Regions from separate parts of the Homo sapiens genome. Here region 1 is linked to region 2. A link is a loop called in an ENCODE intact Hi-C map of the cell type or tissue named here. Cell type or tissue: heart right ventricle. All regions are shown on one strand. Links, peaks and the distances in the headings refer to the core of each region. The heading gives the core; the rest is flanking DNA.

The links. A loop is a pair of places that touch in the nucleus more often than their neighbours do. Peaks named below come from ENCODE experiments on the same cell type or tissue, not always from the same donor. Only the 100,000 strongest peaks of a DNase experiment are listed, where the experiment ranks them.
Region 1: it touches region 2 in a loop (5-fold over the local background); 10 of 110 quality-filtered maps call a loop at or near these places.

The regions. Positions count from the first base shown.
Region 1 is chr6:46,603,377-46,612,791 of GRCh38, forward strand. The region is part of intron 7 of CYP39A1 (cytochrome P450 family 39 subfamily A member 1); the gene reads right to left. Among named protein-coding and RNA genes, the nearest start is that of CYP39A1, 45 kb to the right of the region's middle. RefSeq lists an enhancer at 1,764-1,813. In heart right ventricle, for the core only: no CTCF peak of the experiment used is centred there; no DNase peak of the experiment used is centred there; H3K27ac peaks cover 960 bases.
Region 2 is chr6:46,507,430-46,516,844 of GRCh38, forward strand. The region is part of intron 1 of RCAN2-DT (RCAN2 divergent transcript); the gene reads left to right. Among named protein-coding and RNA genes, the nearest start is that of RCAN2-DT, 20 kb to the left of the region's middle. In heart right ventricle, for the core only: no CTCF peak of the experiment used is centred there; no DNase peak of the experiment used is centred there; H3K27ac peaks cover 7,274 bases.

The DNA.
Region 1 (9,415 bases), core at 365-8,364, 96 kb after region 2:
CTAGATGAATATACAGTTGACTATTCCTCTATCACCTCTTTCACATGTAAAATGTGGATTCAGTGAACACTGATCAAAGACCCAAAAGAATGCAAGCATTTGCCCCTTTTATCTACCCTCCTTCCTTTTTTCTCCCCTTCCTCTTTCCCCCACTGCCTGTTCTTCCTCCTTTGAACATGGAAGTCCCCAAACTCTCTTTGGAAAAAGCAGGACTCACAAATGTCCCTGTGGTTTTGTATTCCTTTTTCCCGGGCACATCCTTAACCTTGGCAAAATAAACCTCTAAATTGATTGAGACCTGTCTCAGACACTTTTTGGTTTACTCACTCGTTTACACGTCTATGGCTGTTTTCACACTACAATAGCAGAGTGGTGAAAGAGACCTTATGTTCCATAAAGGCTATGTATTTACTCTCTGCCTTATATAGAAAAAGTTTGCCCCTGCCTAGGGGACATCAAGGGGACAAGCTACTGGTTTGCTCCTCATTGTACTTCCTATTGCTTAGAAGTCCAGATTTTATTCCAGCATTTGAATTTTACAATACTATAAATTCTATGTAGTCTTCGCTGTACATATCATTTATATAACCAAGTCAAGTATACAATGCCTAGCATAGTATCTGGATAACCCTGTAAAATATGCTTATTTTACAATATGCTTTCCCTAAGAGGTAGTCTATATTTTACAAGGAAAATTTCTTTCCCTGAGAGGTAGTCTATATTTTATAAGGAAAATGTCTTTGTTTAGAATACATTATAATCATCTTCGAATTATATTCACATACCCAGAGGGCACATGAGAGCAAATGTTAAGGAAATCAATTCCCTGATACTCAACTTCCATATTCACTCTTTTCTAAAACTGATCTGTTGAATAAAAGACTGTGGCCCAATTCTCTTTTCCCATCTCCCCAATACAATCACCTTTTCCTGACTTTACGATGGAATATCTTGCCTCTCAGCTATCCCGATTTTTACTCTAGTGCTTTTTCCTTGAGGTATAAACATCTCTTGGCTGCCAAACAAAAGGGCAATTAGATAACACATGGAACCTAAGGGAAAAGCCCTTGAGAGCAAAGTAAAACAGGCACAGGAAAGAAATACCAAAAGCAGACATGTCTTCTTTCACCTATTTGTCCACTAGTCCTTGCTTACAAACCATGTTTGTCCACCTGATGATCTACGAATCAGAATTCAAAAGTGAGATGAGTGTCACAGCAACACATATTAACATGTTTATTTGAATTGAAAGAATGAAATCAGACCTTTTCTGTTAGAAGATAAATTGGATTGGATGATTAGTTTGGTAATAAGAACTGGCTTTGAGAATTAGGTTATATGGCACCCATTTTTCATAACTGAGTGAACTATAATAAACCTGTAACTTTTGATATGTATTTTAAATAGACTAAGAACATGTAGAAAATATACCAGGAATGATATCCTTTGCAATTACTTAAACATAAGATAGCAACTATTAGACATCAATTTAAAAATCTATGAGGGGATACAAAATTCTTCTAGAATACAGGTATCCAATCTTTTGGCTTCCCTGCGCCACATTGGAGGAGAAAGAATTGCATTGGGCTACATATAAAATACTAACACTAACAATAGCTGATGAGCTTAAAAAAAAAAAAAAGGTCCATGCAAAATCTCATAATGTTTTAAGAAACTTTACAAGTTTGTGTTGGGTCAAACACAAACCTCAAAGCCATCCTGGGCCACATGTGGCCTGCGGACCTCAGGTTGGACAAGCTTCTTCTAGAATGTACTCTAGAAAAAGAAAGCAAGAAAACCACTGCCTAGCAGTATATATGAGAAGATGAAGTCCTATGTTAGAACCCCTGAATGTCCATGGTGAGACAAAGGGAGAGTGAGCAGCTTTGCACAGGAAGTGAAAGGCAACTGGGGCTGCCAGTGTGCAAGGTAAGGAAGACAAAGCTGGGGATTTCCAAGAAGAGAGAGGGCCCAGCTTCAATGATAGGTCACTGATAACCTAGTAGAGTGTCAAGGAAAATTCTTTGGCAGACAGGACTTTTGTTTCTGACTGCAATGTAATTTTTACTTTCCTTGTCCCATATTTTTAATATTTTAATAAAATCAGCTAACATTAACTTAACACTTTGGGAAATAAAGAGCTGGAGGATGTCCAGTGAGGCAATGCAATGCAGAAAACGTGGCAGACACGCAGAAGGGAAAGAGTTTAGAAATTGCAAAATCAGCAAATGCAGGAACTAGGAATCAAGAGAAGGCTAGAAAAAACACAAGCCTCTACCTCTTGCCTCCTCTCCCATTTCTCCCTCCAAAGATAATTAGAAACCTGAGATGGGGTCCAAACAATTTACCTTTATTTTAAAAACCAAGGTGGTTCCAGCAAGCTAGGGCCCTTCACAAATGGACATTATAAATAAATTAGCAGTAGCTTACAATTTAAATTCTAGATCTTACTTTTCAAAAAATTTGTTTTCTCTCAAAATCTATTTACAGCATCTACACTGGACAAATCAATCAAACAATTCCTCTACTTTTTTTCTATTTTATTTTACTGCAGCTATAGGATGCCGAAAAGAAGTATCTTTCTACTTGACCAAGGATAGGTGGCAACTACGGTCAGTTTGTGTTTGAAATCAGATCTGTGAAAATCCAAGAGACTCCACAGTGACCTACATATTGCATAATTCTGGTCTTGGAAAAGTTTGGACTCTAGTAATGGTGAAGTTCTTGACCTCCTTCAGAAAAACATTTTTGGATAAAGTACTCTTAGTAAGTTAAAAAGGGTAAAACGTTCTATATTAATAATATAGAAACAGAAGCTTGTTTTGAATTGAAAACATTTAAAATTATGACCTATAAATGTATTAGAGATGTAGCCTACATTTGGAAAATAAATATTTTGATAAAATATTTTTAGTTTCTCAAATGTCAGTGTCATGTGAGAAAAATAATGTAGCATTCTTGGACCATACAAAGAAAAAGAAAAGGAAATACACTAAGTTTTCGAATGATTCTTTAGTGTAAAAGACCTTTTTTACTATGACTCTTAGAAATAGCTCCGTACCCATACTGTGCATACTTCAATGCACATCTGTGATTTGTTCTTCCAGCATTGTGACTCTAAAATTAGAAGGCTTCACTTGGAAGAATGCCAAGGTAATCATGAAAAGGGCTACAGTCTAATGGAGACAGGGACCAGTACAGATGACAGACCAATAAAGAAACTGAGTGATTTGGGCTAAAATTCAGAAACCATCTGTTTAACTCTTGGCATAAACATGATGAAGGCAAACCTTAGGATGTTGAAAATCAAGTAAAAGAAATGATGATTCTTGCGTTCAGAAATAGCAAAAAAAGTTTATAAAACATTATACATAGTTTTAGGATTGCATACTCATAATGATGTGTATTATAACACATTACATATGTTATATTTGTTAATAATTATAACAAATTGAAATTCTATTACTTTAGCCATTGATTCACTCAATGTAAATTTGCTCCATATCTGTTATGTGCTAGCCTAAGCATAGGTGCTATAAGAGATAGGGAGGAAATAAAACTAATTTATTGCCCATCTAATGTCACAAATATTTTGGATCACTTCATTTATTCCTCATAGATATCTGCCAGCTAACTGAGCCTCAGAGAGGTTAAAATGTTCAAGGAGACAAGCTTGAAAGTATCAGAGCAGCCTTCAAACCTATGTCTGTCTATACTGAAAGCCTTCAACCTTGCTACTACGCCACATTGCTTCCTCAAAGACAAGAAGGGAATGAGAAACACACGGCCACTGCCTTAAAGGATCCTGGAAACAAGAACACACACAAAAAATACCTGGATATAAATATCTCTAAGTTTCATATAAGAGAATTCAAGTGTCTCTTCTCACTTAGGGCTGAAATTTCAACTAAGCCTGGAAGGATGGGTTGGAGTCAGAAAGAATGCTAACTTAAATTCCAAAATTAATCACAAAAATTTCTTGGGCTTAAAAAAAAAAAAAGAACATGAGTCAAATAGAATCACTAAAGGATGTCCTTCTTTGAGAGATGGCTTCTCTAGCTCCTTAATATTTCAAGCCCCTTCCCCCTACACACACACACACACACACACACACATGCATACATGCAGACATAGTAAGTAAATAAATAAATATACATATAATTGTTTCTACAGCTTTGAAGTAATATTCATTAAAAATTTAACTAATAACTTTGGGGAAATAATCCATGTTTTGCCAGAAAAGAAGGGGAATGGTAGGCATTTACTAACTCATTCAGACCTTTGGAAACATAATTTCAAGGAGACTGAACCAGAAGGTGGGGTTGCAAAGTGGAGTTGAATACTGAGGAAACCCCTGTGCTTCTCCAAGAATGAAAATCAGAATGAAAAGATGAAAAAAATGCAAATAATAAAATCCTTCCAAGATTTAAAGAGTGCAACCCCAACACAGTTCACCACCTCTTTCATTACTTTTGAAAGCATGAATTCTCAGTGCTGTTTGCTCCTCTGTGTCATGACTAAGTTTTCCTTCTCAGAGGCTGCCTTTCCATATTCCTAGAACAGCTTGTTTAAAATATATAAAGTTGAAGTGTGTGCAAAAGATCATAGTGCACATGAAGGAGAATGAACTTGGAATAAATATACATGAGATAATAGATGAAAAACAAACAAACTGATTCAATAACCTTCAGCAATGACTTCTATCAACATTTGGTCAATACATCTACTCTTCAAATTTTACAATAGTAATATCTTCAAAAAGTAAAAACCAAATTATAAAAAATTAGTGTTTATACTGTCACTTCAGAAAATTATTCAATAGTTTTGGAAAATATATAGCATTTGTATGACTTCTATGCAAAAATAATGAAGCAATGACAACAATTCCTGTGAGAAAATAAGGGCAGAAAACTGTAACTGTTCAGATTTCTGGCTTATTTTCTCAACCAGAGACCTCCAGATAAGATTCTACAAAGTCAGTTTTTAGAGAACAGAGACAAAGCTAAAGATAAAGAATAAATAAAACTTTACAATAGTCAGTATTCTAGAGTGGGAAAAAAGAGACCCTTACATCCTTCCCTTCATTTCAGGAATTTTTAAAACTTCAATAAAAGTAATGTTCAGCAATTCCATTTTTTAAAATTATATATCTATTTTTTAATAAAATATATACTCACTCTTACGGAGGTGATAATATCTGAAGTAGATAATACCATTCACAATAGGTTTTATTTTATTTATTTATTTTTTTTTTTGAGACGGAGTCTCACTCTTGTTGCCCAGGCTAGAGTGCAGTGGCACAATCTCGGCTGATTGCAACCTCCGCCTCCTGGATTCAAGTAATTCTACTGCCTCAGCCTCCCGAGTAGCTGGGACTACAGGCACTTGCCACAAACCCGGCTAATTTATGTATTTTTAGTAGAGACGGGGTTTCACTATATTGGCCAGGCTGGTCTCGAACTCCTGACCTCAGGTGATCCACCCACCTCGGCCTCCCAAAGTGCTGGGATTATAGGCGTGAGCCATCGTGCCTGGCCTACAACAGGCTTTATAACAGTTATTTATAGATAGCGAGAATGGGCTGGTTACAGATTTGTGGGAATTTTTTTGTGAGACGAGTATTTGTTGACTTGTCTCTAAATGGAGAAAACAATAAACACTTTTGTACAATTATTCTTTTAATTTTGAAAGGAAATAGTGTGAAACTGATCTTTGATTACCGAATAGAAAAATCAATTTTAGGGCCAGGCACCGTGGGCTCACGCCTGTAATCCCAGCACTTCGGGAGGCCGAGGTGGGCGGATTACGAGGTCAGAAGATCGAGACCATCCTGGCTAACACTGTGAAACCCCATCTGTGCTAAATATACAAAAAAAATTAGCCGGGCGTGGTGGCGGGTGCCTGTAGTTCCAGCTACTCGGGAGGCTGAGGCAAGAGAATGGCGTGAACCCGGGAGGCGGAGCTTGCAGTGAGCTGAGTCCGCGCCACTGAGTCCGCGCCACTGCACTCCAGCCTGGGCGACAGCGAGACTCCGTCTCAAAAAAAAAAAAAAAGAAAAAAAAGAAATTTATTGGGTACCTAAAATCAGTAGACAGTAAATGTGATTTTCCTAACATCAAAAAAATTGATTTATCTTTTTTGAAAAGAGTAGAATGGGTCCCTGGAGATTAGTTATGTCTTGTTGCCTCAGTCAGAGAGCTCACAGAAACCTCTTGAAAATGAAGAAAGGAAAAACAGAAGGAGGTCCACACAGGGAAGCTCCAGAGCTGAGGACACATATGTAAAATATAAGCTATTCCAGCCTTCTTTAACACACAAGGCTTGTGCTATCATTCCAAGCAACTTGTAAGCTTACTGTGCTGAGAGACCCTTCAAAAATTCAATATAAAAATCAATACTCTATATTACCTCCCAAATATTGCTTTAACAAAGAAAAATGATTTACTATTTGGGTTTGTTGTTTCTTAAAAAACTTTTATCTCTTTTGTAATTGCACACGTTTATTATTATACATGTTGTGTAAGATAAAATATCTATGGGAAAGATAATAAGTCAAATTATAGAAAATTCAAGGAAGAGGGGATGACAGCAGATGAAAGATCATGATGGTAGCTGTGAAGTTAAATGTCTTTTCACTCACCGCTATCCCCGCAAATTCTTTATAGGTTCTCTCCATTGAGTGCAGGTTTCTAGAATATTAATTCTTTCCAAATGTAGATCGTTTGGGAAATTTTGTCTTGACAATGTGAAACAATTTTTTAAAAAAACTATTTACCCACAGTTTTAGTTTTGAAAGAGAAGATTATAAAGTTGATTTTTATTGGTAAAAGATACACAAGGGTTATGTGGATCAATTGTTTTTCCTGTGCCAATTGTGTACTCTTTTGTTATAGCAGTTTTATAATAAGCTTTAATAACTTATTAAAATCTGGCCTTAATTAGGGTGAATCTGGCCTTACTAATTTACATTTCACGTATACAAAGAGATGGGGTCTCACTTTGTTGCCCAGGCTGGAGTGCAGTGGCACTATCATAAATCACTGCAGCCTCGAACTCTTGGGTTCAAGTGATCCTCCCACCTCAGCATCCCAAGTAGCTGGGACTACAGATGCATGCCACCACATCCGACTAAATTTTATTTTTTAATTTTCATAGAGACAATCTCACTATGTTGCCCAGGCTGGTCTCAAACTCCTGGTCTCAAGCCATCCTCCCATCTCAGTCTCCCAAAGTGCCGGGATTACAGGTGTGAGCCACGGCACCTGGTCACATTTCTAATAATTTTTATTTATAATCACAGTTATTTTTCTATATAGTTTTAAATCATTTAGCTAACTACACTCCCCCAAAAATGGAATTCTCATTATATGTACAGTAATCTGAAAAGTGTATTTTCATATTAAATCTTCCCATCCAGGAAGGTGATATGCCTTTTTCTTTATTTAGATTGTTTTAAAACATACATATTTTAAAAATCTTGTAGTTTCCTCCATATAGGTCCTGCCCCAGTCTGATTTCTTTATGCAAGAGAAATACCAGTTAAATGAATAGGAAGGAGAGATGTAACATGAGAAGGAAGGCTTAAAAAGCAGCTTAAAGTATCTGTGGTGAATACAGACTGGGGAAAGCAAATAATAAGCCTAGAGATTGTCCATGGACTCTGGGAATATGAGCACTGGGGCCTCAGGGATTGTAGCAGTAGCCTGGCAAACCACACATGTTTCTACTCTCCTCCTCCAGCCACCAGCTTCTTCCAAGCATCTCAGTCATTTCTGGCCTTCAGCTCTAGTTCTGACTTTTACAAGGATGGATATGGCCTTTTGGCATGTGAAGGATTTAGGATAAGATTTTATTATCAAAGACATATTCCTATTGAAAAATTACAAGTAATAACCTTTTGGAAGTAGATCCTGCTCAGCTGTTTCAGTTTGACATTCATAACAATAGGCAAAGCCTGGAAAAGGCAGTGATAACAATGGAGTGCGAAAGATATGAAGGACTGACTGCAACGTTTCTGAGAACAGGTTATTACATCCAATGGAAGATAAGGAGAATTGACAGGCTGACCCTCCCAACTCTTTCTTCCATCAGTACGTGCACATATTAAATATCCCAAATCCCATTCTATCATGTCAAAAGAAGTTCAATGCCACTATACCAAGTCAACCATATAAGATTCTACTCTGAAAAATAATATTTGGTGTTATTTTAAGAAGTGCTTCTCTCATATTTTAAAAAAGAGATTATCAATTTCTCTAACTACTGGAGGACAAAAATGGAGCATGCCTCATAATCATGATTTTTTTTCAAGGAATAAAGGATATAGTCCAATACATGATAAATAAAAGGGAGAGAATATTGCCTAAAGAAGATAACAGTGGGTAGATAATAATATGTGAAATAAATTTTGATCTAGAAATACCCTTATGTATAAAGCCAGTGTACTGAGTCTGAGTCCAAATTTTTGGTTTATGTTCTCTGGAGAGATGTCAGCCTGACTTTAATAGTTTTTACCTTAGTATTTCCTAAAGAATAAAAAAAAGATTATCCAAATGTTTGAAAAATTCACCAACAGAATGCTCTGAAGAAAGAATTGTGTCTAAATGAAAAAATGTAGAGAACAAATAAAGCAGATCAACAGTGCTGCCCCAGAATAAGATAGTGAAAGATTTAAAATGAGAGGCACCAGAGTAGAACCTATCTCCAAGCTTATAAATATGAACAGGGATATCAAATAATCTACAGCTATCAGAGGCATCTCTTTCAGCCACTGAAGCTAAGCAATGAAAAAGGAGAGAGTGACTTCACACAAAATCTCTTGAGCTAGGGTATCACAAGACCCACTTTGGGTATTAAAGGTAGAAAACAGTGGAAGAAATAAAGCTTCCTGAGAAATCTCTCCTGGGCCAGGTATTAGACATGCAAGTCTCACCCTAGTCATTATGGCTAGGTTAGTAGATAGGAAAATCACAAGTTATGAGTTCCAAAATGACATCATCCTGATCTTCAAGGCCAAGGGAATAAGAAGATAGCCAAACTGTATATTTGGGGTAGAAAGAATAGTTTCAAATGAACTTTCTTGCATTTATAAATACTTTTTTAAGTAATCTATATGTGGTCTTCAAGGTTGATAAATGAGAAGTAGTTTGTAAGAAGCTCCTCCATAATCTACAATTTCCTGGGTCCATTCTTGGATTTTAAAAGCTAGGCTAGCAAAGGTAAATGAGGCTATGTGAGAAATTTCCTGCATGATAAGCTATAGCCTCCCGAATCTCTGTGTTAGGTTCATAATGTCAGGCTACTGGTGGGAATGGAGATAATTTTTTAAAATAAAATAACTTCCTTCTGTTCACAATTCCACTGGAGCGTCCTTGGCTCTGCTCCTTGATCTCTTTCTTCATTATTTTGGGCAATG
Region 2 (9,415 bases), core at 631-8,630:
GTGAGATCAGGACACCAATGAATTTATAATAAACTGTAAAGATACAATAAATGTCTTAACAGAAGTAGAAACAAACTCTTGACAGCTTTATATGAAGGACCAGCTACATAAATATTCTTTTTTCTCCATGGTTAAATCTGTTGGTTAATTATTAATGAATCACAGCTTCATAATTCCTGCCTCCTGGGGTGGTTACTCTTCCTGGTTGATATTTCAGTGGGGGAATTCCCTGCATGCTGGAGGACTGATTCCTGGCTGATGTAAATGTAAACTTTATTCATTTATTAAATGTTTTAATAAGCTGAGGGGTGCAGGAACAAAGAGCATGGACCTTGGAATCAAGCAAAACTGAGTTCAAATCTAGGTTCTCACCTCCTTGGGCAAGTTAATTGAGCCTCATTTTCTATTTTAGCATAAGGGAAAGAATATTGAACTTGCTGGTTGTTATAATGATTGATTGAAATAGGTCATAAGGATCCCTGGCCTATGATAAGCAGGATTTATTATCAATGTTGTCAGTAGAAACTATCCACTAGGTGGGTAACCATATTGTTGCTCTGGCAACCTGAGCACTTACCCAGTCTTCATGTACTCACTTCACTTATCTAAGACCTTATTTTGGGTGGTTCAGGGTTGTCTTTGCCCAGTGGAGAGGGTGGCAGACCCTTATAGGGGAGGCTAGCATAGATTGAGGCTGCATTGTGTAGGATTTGGAGACCATCTGCCTGGCTTTAAAGCTGGCCTTTCTACATACCAGCTTGCTACCTGTGTGACACTGGGAAATTGATTTAACCTATCAAGGCTCTGTTTCCCTGTCTGTAAAATGTGAATGCCAGCTCCTAAGTCATAGAGATGCATTACAGGTGTTCACATACAAAAAGTCTCTAAGACAGAGCTTGGTACATGGCTACCCAGCAATAAATAATAGTGATCACTATTAGCTATTATTTAACGATCATTTCTTCTTTTTCCTGGATGCTCAACATCCCATTTTGTTCAGATATAAGGATGCAAGGTGTTCAGGGAAGGGAGGCTGATGCTTTCCTCCAGCCCCAGGGGATGACCCACCGTTGGTATGAACCAATCTTAATAATTCCTTCTGTCCCAGTTTAGGCATGGGTATGTGGTTGATGTCTGGCCAGTGGAACTTAAAAAGAAATCTTCTAGTGGTTTCCAGGGAAGCTTTTTCTCCTTAAGTTAAACAACAACAAAAAAACCACACAGGAGAGCCCTTTGGTTCCTGTGTTAAAAGTCATGCTATCATGAGGGGATGTGATGACTGTCATCGTACTACCATGACAGGAGCCAGGAGAACTACAGAGAGGCTGTCTTGGGGCCCAGACATCAACAGGCTTCTGAACCATCTACTTTTAGACATCTTGTTATTTAAGATCATGAATGTCCTTGTTGTTTAGCTACTTTTAGTCAGGCTTTCTTTTACTTGCAGCCAAAGGCAACCTAACTAATACTGGAGTTCACAGAGAGTGAGAAGTAGTTATTATTATCCCAGTTTCATGGGTGAGGAGCTAAATTTCAGAGATAGTCAACTAATTTTCCACAGGATTATTCAGCTAGTGAAGTGCAGAGAATGAGGGAGAGGGTGAATAAAAGATTTTTTATCTCTTTCCAATGAATATTTTTTGGCCAACCATTTACTTAAAACCTATCTATTGAGCCTACAAAGCAGCCCCACAGGCCTTGTGGCATTTCCTGGCAACAAGGCTTAGGTGGAGCTTCCAACGAGCAGGGTGAGGTGAGCATCTGTCCAGAAGCTGGCACTGCAATGTATGTATTTTTAGGTGTTCAGGGAAAGGTCGGCCACTGGATAAGTTAGGGACACGTCTCTAGTGTGATGAAACATTTCCAAGAAGGCTGAGTTGAGAAGTCTGTTTCCTACCTATTGGAAAAATCACAGAGTACACAATTTGTTTAGTAATTAATGATTAAATTCAATATTAGTCTGAGGAGGCACTTGTTCTAATGCCAGCATTTCTCTGTAACGTAAAAAGTCAGGGTCAAGTAGGAAAGAAACAGTTACCAAGTGTGAGTGCTTTTCTTCCTTTCTTGGTTTGGAGTACTTTCCTGTATCTCTATCTTTAAGAATAACTTGGATCTTCCAGCCTGCTTGTGCTTTTCCATTTCTTCACTCACTCATTTTTGAATTTATTCACTTATTCAATGAATATCTTAAGGTGGCTATTATTTCCTAATTAAGTTGGGGAGAACAGTTATAAACACTCACAGATTATTAAAACCAAGTATAATATTATTATAACAGCTACAATTTCCTGAGATACTTTATATACAGTATTATTAATCCTCTAAACTATTTTTTCAAGGTAAGCATTATTATCTCTAACATTGCAGCTGTGAAAACTAGGTTTTGGAGAGGTCAAAGTAATTTTCCACAGGGTTGTACTGCTTATTAAAGTGCAGAGCTGGGTTTGAACATGGGTCATTTGGACTCCAAAGGCTTATCTTTTCTGCAGTCTGAGAATGAGGAGCACAGTAAAGAGAGGCGGTGTTTTGGGCCAAATCATGGAGTGATAGATATGAACATGGAGTGAAGCTCAGGCAGGGATCTAACCCAGCACAAACTGGGCAGTGGAAATGAGAAGGCTATGTGGAAGAAAGGAAAGAAATGATTCTGTGTGGATAATAGTGACAATGAGAGGGAAGCCAAAAAGGAGTGGTCAGCTATGCAAAGATATCTAGGGTTAACTCACATGATCACACGTCACTGCCAGTTGTTATATAATAGAGAATAAGCCCATTATTTTCCGAGAGATGGAGAGAAGAAAGAAGGCAAAATGGAAGGATGTACACGAGAGGGGCCACACTGCTAGCAGTTCAAGGACTCAAGAAGGTCTAAAGATGTAAATTCATTGGTCAACATAAATTTGATGCTAATACTTAATAAGGAGATTTCTCATAAAATTCTGCATTTACAATGTCTCTTGAAAACATTTAGATTTTCCGTTTCAGGCTTTTTGGAGCCCTCACTTCTAGAGAGCAATTGGTAGCCAGGAGCTGAATAATGACTGGCATTTTTAAATGGCAACTGGTCCACTTATGCCCTAGTGTCTCACTCCCAGCCTTCTTCATGCATCTATCACATTTGCCTAGACCCTGCTGGTATCTGAGTTTGCTACCCCTGATAATCACCAAAGTGTCAGCTGTAGATCTCTCTGAATAGTGTGATTATTGCTGATTTTTAAAAATATTTACTTAACTACATTTTCTAAATTTCCTACAATTACTGTGGATTGCTTTTATAATATGAAAAAATGTGAATGTTATTTTTTAAACTATCAATTCCACAAATATTGAGGGAGGAGCTGTGGCTTGGCAGGAGTCCTGTGAAAAGATCCAGGGGTTTTATTGAAGGCAGGCTCAATGTGAGCCAAGATCATGACACAGCAGCTAGAAAACAAAACAAAACAAAACCTCAACAGATCACTGGAAGCAATGGCCTCAGTGTTCTGCATGGGTCAGGCCTCTGCTGGAACATAAGCCACATTTTATTGGAGAAAATAATAAACTAGAAAGTGTTTGCTGCTGGGAAACCAAGATAGAAGGAGTCTAGAAGTCAAGTTATATGAGGAACAGTTAGGAGAAAATGGACATTTTTAGCTTGGACTTCTTTAGAAAAACCAGAAACCTGTGATAGCTATCTTCAGCATTGGGAAATGTGAAATGTGGTCAAGACAGCATCGATTTACCCAATGTCAATGTAGAAAGCCAGAAAGCACCAGTGAGAGCAACATGGAAGGAGACCCCACTTTCATATAAAACAGGGATTTAATAATACTAATTCATGCAATAGTGAATAGTGGGTTACCTTGTGCATGGGAAAGTTCTACTTTATGAGAAATCTTTGGGCAGAGACTGTATGGCAGCCTGTTTCAGGTGGATGTTTAGGTCAGACAAACCTGAATGTGCCCTCCAAAACCTGGGCTTCTCTCTTCCTTTGACTGGGTTCAGGATACTGACAACTATCCAAATGCAGACCATTGGGATGTAGCCAGGAAACGTCAGCTCCTGTCAACTTTCACGAAGACGTGAAGCACGACTGCCAATGGTTACTCTGCCTCACTCTCCCCAAAGTCATTTTCAGTGGTAAGGCCAAACCCAGAGCGTTTTCCAGAAATCCACATAAGTGCAAGGAACATCAGCTATATTTGTGTGGAAGCGTGGAAGTGCTGTCAACACTCCTGTGGGGAAAGGGCTCAGGAACTCACATTCCGTTAAGCCAGGGTTTATATTAGCCATACTGCCAAGAAAGCAATAGTCCCCAGGTTTAGACAGCATTCGATATTTGCTTCGGTGATCAGAATTCAGACTTAATTTAAACCTATATCTTCAAATCTTATATTTTTAAGTTTCTGGGTCCTGTAGCCAAGTAGTCTGTCCTTGAATGAGGACAGATCTCAAAGCTCCCTGACGGATTACCAATGCATTCTCCTTCTGATGTAAGGAAGTGAATCAAATGTGAGAGGCCCCTGCCAACACCCCCTCTAAGTCTAAGCAATTTTTCTGAAGAAGCACTGGACAAATAAAAATATTCTGATAGTCATATCATGAAACTATGGGAGAGAGGCACATTGTATTAGACATTGTCTCCATACAAAATATCTTAAATCACCAAAATATAAATTCATTAAATTTATGGATCAGAATGCAAAGAGCTGATTTCATCAACTTTTGGTATTTCTATTTTAATATTATGTATCATATCACCCATATTATATATATATATGCACTCTATGGAGTGCATACTGTGTGTAGGCCAGGCCCTGTCTGAGCATCTTATGTGTAGCCTAGTATAGTTCACTAGAACTCTATGAGGGAAGCACAATTAGGAGGAAAGTGATGCACCCAGAGGTTAATGACTTGTCTGAGGTTACAAAGTTAGTCAGGTGACAGGATTGGACCCTATGCAACTGGCTCCTGAGCTGTGGGAAGAACCCAAATCCATATCACTGGTGCTCCAGCTGCCACCTCCTCCAAAGGCTCACCTGCACTGCATCATGCTTTCCTTCCCCAGCAGACACCCTTGGGAAACACTTCCTCCATGGAGGGTGACCATCCACTCTCTCGCCTGGCAAGGGGCTGGAGTCTCCCTAATAGCTGGAGGAACACACAAGTGCGTTGGTCAGATCCTGACTAAATTTATAAAAGTATTCAATGCACGAGCTCAAAATCTCTTCTGCTCTCTGGATAAAGTACAACAATTTCTTTTTCTATAAATACACATGAAATTAAAAATAAGGGAAAATAATTTAATACTTTATTTTATAAAATTAAGTAATCAAATTCCTCCTAAAAGGAGAACAGGGCCAGATTTCTCAATGTTATTAATACTATTTTTAGTACTTTAAAAGCTCAATATACAATCTCTTGACATTTTCCAGTTTTACTGCTTGAATATTTAGAATAGAAAATTACATTTTTTCATGTTTTCATTCTCTTCATGGACACATTTGAAAGACATTTAAACTTCAAACTGCCAAATCTGCCCTTATTGGTTTAGTTCTTTTCCAAGTAATACTAGGACATTTGTAAGTGTTCATATAAATAATTATGTGAAAAATGCTCACCATATTGTTAAGTGCAAAAGACGAGCTGTAAAGTTCTCTATGGTATTATATCCTTTTTGGTAAAATGAATTAAAATATATATAAATACATACAGAGAGGAGGAGAGGGAGAGAGAAAATCAAATTCAAGAAAATCAGAATATTAACAGTGATTATAACTGAGGACTTTATATCTGAGCATTGAGAATTTGGGATATATTTAATTCCTTATTTTTCCTTGTATCTGTTTTCTAAACTTTCTGAATTACTTTTACAATGAGAAAATAAACATACTATTCTTATAATAAGAACTAACATGTATTAGGTGCCAAGTGCTACCCTAGGTGCTCTACATGTATTAATTTGTTGTAATTCTAACATCAACTCTTTGACATGGACAGTGTTATTATTCCCACTTTACATATGAGAAAACCGAGGCAGAGGGTGATTCCATAGAGCCAGGCGTCTGGGTTTCAGACCTGTGTTCTGAACCTTCCAGTGCCTGGACTTAATGAAATAGTAAGTCCCCCACTTTCATTAAGTCCATTAAGTCCCTACCATATAAGACGCCAATCCCTATGTTCTCTTTCAATTTTTTGTTTGAAATCCTTTAACCTGGCACCAGCCATAACCTCCTGCTGGTCAGGCAGTCTCCTCATATCTCCTGGGTATTTGGCTTACAATTACTCTGAGAAGCAGAACACTCAGCTATAAAAAGGTAACTAACGTCACAGAGGAGCAGATGCCAAGGTCCAAATTTGAGCACTTCAGGGTCAGAAGAGGGGTTGATGGCTGAGTGCTCAGGGATCCTTCAAGAGGAGGAGGCTAAGGCCAGGCCTCAGAAGCTAGAGAGGTCAATGTAAAAGAAGATTAGCTTAATAGCTGTTGATGGCAACTTGGTTTTCAAAACAGTATATGCATTAATTATCATTCAAAAAATTCTGAATTCTTATCAAAAATAATTTTAACAACCTTTTTTTTTTTTTTGAGATGGAGTCTCACTGTATCGCCCAGGCTGGAGTGCAGTGGCATGATATCTCAGTTCGCTGCAACCTCTGCCTCCCAAGTACAAGCAATTCTCCTGCCTCAGCTTCCTCAGTTGCTGGGATTATAGGTATGTGCCATGATGCCCGGCTAATTTTTATATTTTTAGTAAAGATGGGGTTTCACCATGTTGGCCAGGCTAGTTTCCAACTCCTGATTAACATACATTTTTAAACTGAGATAGAAGTTTTCCTGCATATAGCTGCCCAATGGTTCTATGATGGATACCATCCCAATGAGCCATTGGCCATTAAACTTTCTAGCACAATAAGAACTATCAGTCTCAGTCATGGTCTTACCTTAAACTGCAGGAGTGTTACATACAGCCTTGGGGTACTCTAGATAAATACAGTTGCCTGAGATGAATAGACGGGGGTCTGATCTGGTTTTGAATATATATATATATATATATATATATATAGTATATAGTATATATTATTATAATATTATATATATTATAACATTATAATAATTATAATCATTATATTATATATATTTTCTATATAATATAATTATAATTATTATATTATAATATTATATATATTATATTTATATTATATATTTATTTATATTATATATATAAATATAATATATATAAATATATATTATATATAAAATATATATTATATATAATATATATTTATATATAAAATATATATTATATATAAAATATATATTATATATAAATATATATAATATATATAAATTTATATATATAAATTTAGATATATTATAGATATATTTATATATAAATTTAGATATATTATAGATATATTTATATATAAATTTATATATATTATAGATATATTTATATATATAAATTTATATATATTTATATAATATATAATATATATTTTATATATATAATATATATAATATATACATATATAATATATAATATATATTATTATATATAAATAATATATATTATATATTATATAAATTATATTATATATACTGAATATATATGTATTCAGTATATATATATTCAGTATATATATTATATACATATATATTCACATATAAATATATAGAACAATTCTTATATATTTGTTCTATAAATATATAGAACAAATTCTTATTTATTACCAACAAAATCAGAAAGATTAGAACATACAGAAAAGCACAAAGAAACTAGAGATCACCATAACCTTACAATTCAAAGATATCCACCGTTGATGGTTTTAGTGCATTTAGTTTCAGTTCTCTCCCTTAACCTGTCTTAAGTTAATGCTATCAGGCAGTCCACTCATTTACTTTGACTATTTAGTTTACAGTTTCCATGAGAAGGCAGAATGCTCATTTACAAACCCCACTCACGCTCCCCCAACCCTCCCCATCTTTCAAATTCTGTATCCATCTATCTATATACTCATTTCTCTTTACATCCATCCATTATCTATTTTTCTATATATCTAACAAACATATGTTGTCTTCCCTCCCCCAAGATTCATTGGGGTATAATTGACAAAATAAAAATTGTATATATTTAAGGTGTACAATATGATGATTTGATATATTTTTGCATTGTAAGATGATTACCCCAACCAAGCTAATTAACATATCCATCACCTCACATGATTACCACTTTTTTGTAGTGAGAACACTTAATATCTACTATCTTAGCAAATTTAAAGTACATAATACAGTATTATTAACTGTAGTCACATGCCATGCAATAGATCCCCAAAATTTACTCATCTTTTAACTGAGAGTTTGTACCCTTTGGCCAACATATACCCATTTTCCCCATCCTCTAGCTCCAGGCATCCCCTGGCTCCTACTCTACTTGCTGGTTCTATGTGAGTTCAACTTTTTCAGATTCCACATACAAATGAGCTATTGCTGTATTCATCTTTCTATGTCTGGCTTATTCCACTTAGCATAATATCCTGTAGGGTCATCTCTGTTGTCACAAATGGAAAGATTTCCTTTTCTAAGGCTGAATAATATTCCATCATATACATAATGTATTTTTTCTTAATCCATTTATTTGTTGATGGACACACGTTGATTCCACGGCTACTGTGAATAATGCATAAGGGTGCAGATATCTCTTCAAGATACTAATTTCATTTTCTTCATTTTATTTCATTTATATATCCTGAAATGGGATGACTGAATCATGTAGTAGTTCTACTTTTAATTTTTTGAGAGACCTCCGTACTGTTTTCTATAATAGCTGTATCAATTTGCATCCTTGCCAACAGTGTGCAAGAGTTCCCTTTCCTCCACACCCTTGCCAACACTTTCCCCACACCCTTACCTCTTGCCTCTTTGATAATAGCCATTCTAACAAGAGTGTGGTGATAGCTTGTTGCAGTATTGATGTTCATTTCACTCCTTTTAAATTTGTTTGGAAATAACTTCAAATGTATAGAAAAGTTGTAAGAATGTGACATTCATAAAAAGGGATCATATTATATATTATGCTTTATAATATTTTTTTAATAATCTAGAAACTCTCCTTACATTCAGGCTTCTTGCTTCTTTTACAATTTAATGTGAATGTTAATGAGTGTTTCAGTATTTGGAGCTAAAACTAATTTATTTTTCCAATCCCAATCTGTCCCTTCCTTTCTTCTTCCTTCCCTCTCCTTTCCTTCTTTCCTCCTTCCCTCCCTTCCTCTCCCCCCTCCTTTCTTCCTTCTTTCTTTCTTTCCTTCCTAATTTAACTAAGAACTAGAGGAAACTATTTTTACAATACCATATTTTGAATTTGGAGATAAGATCCCAAACATTTCATTGAATTTCTTACTATCAAACTTCATACTTTAAGAGAAAGTGAACCCA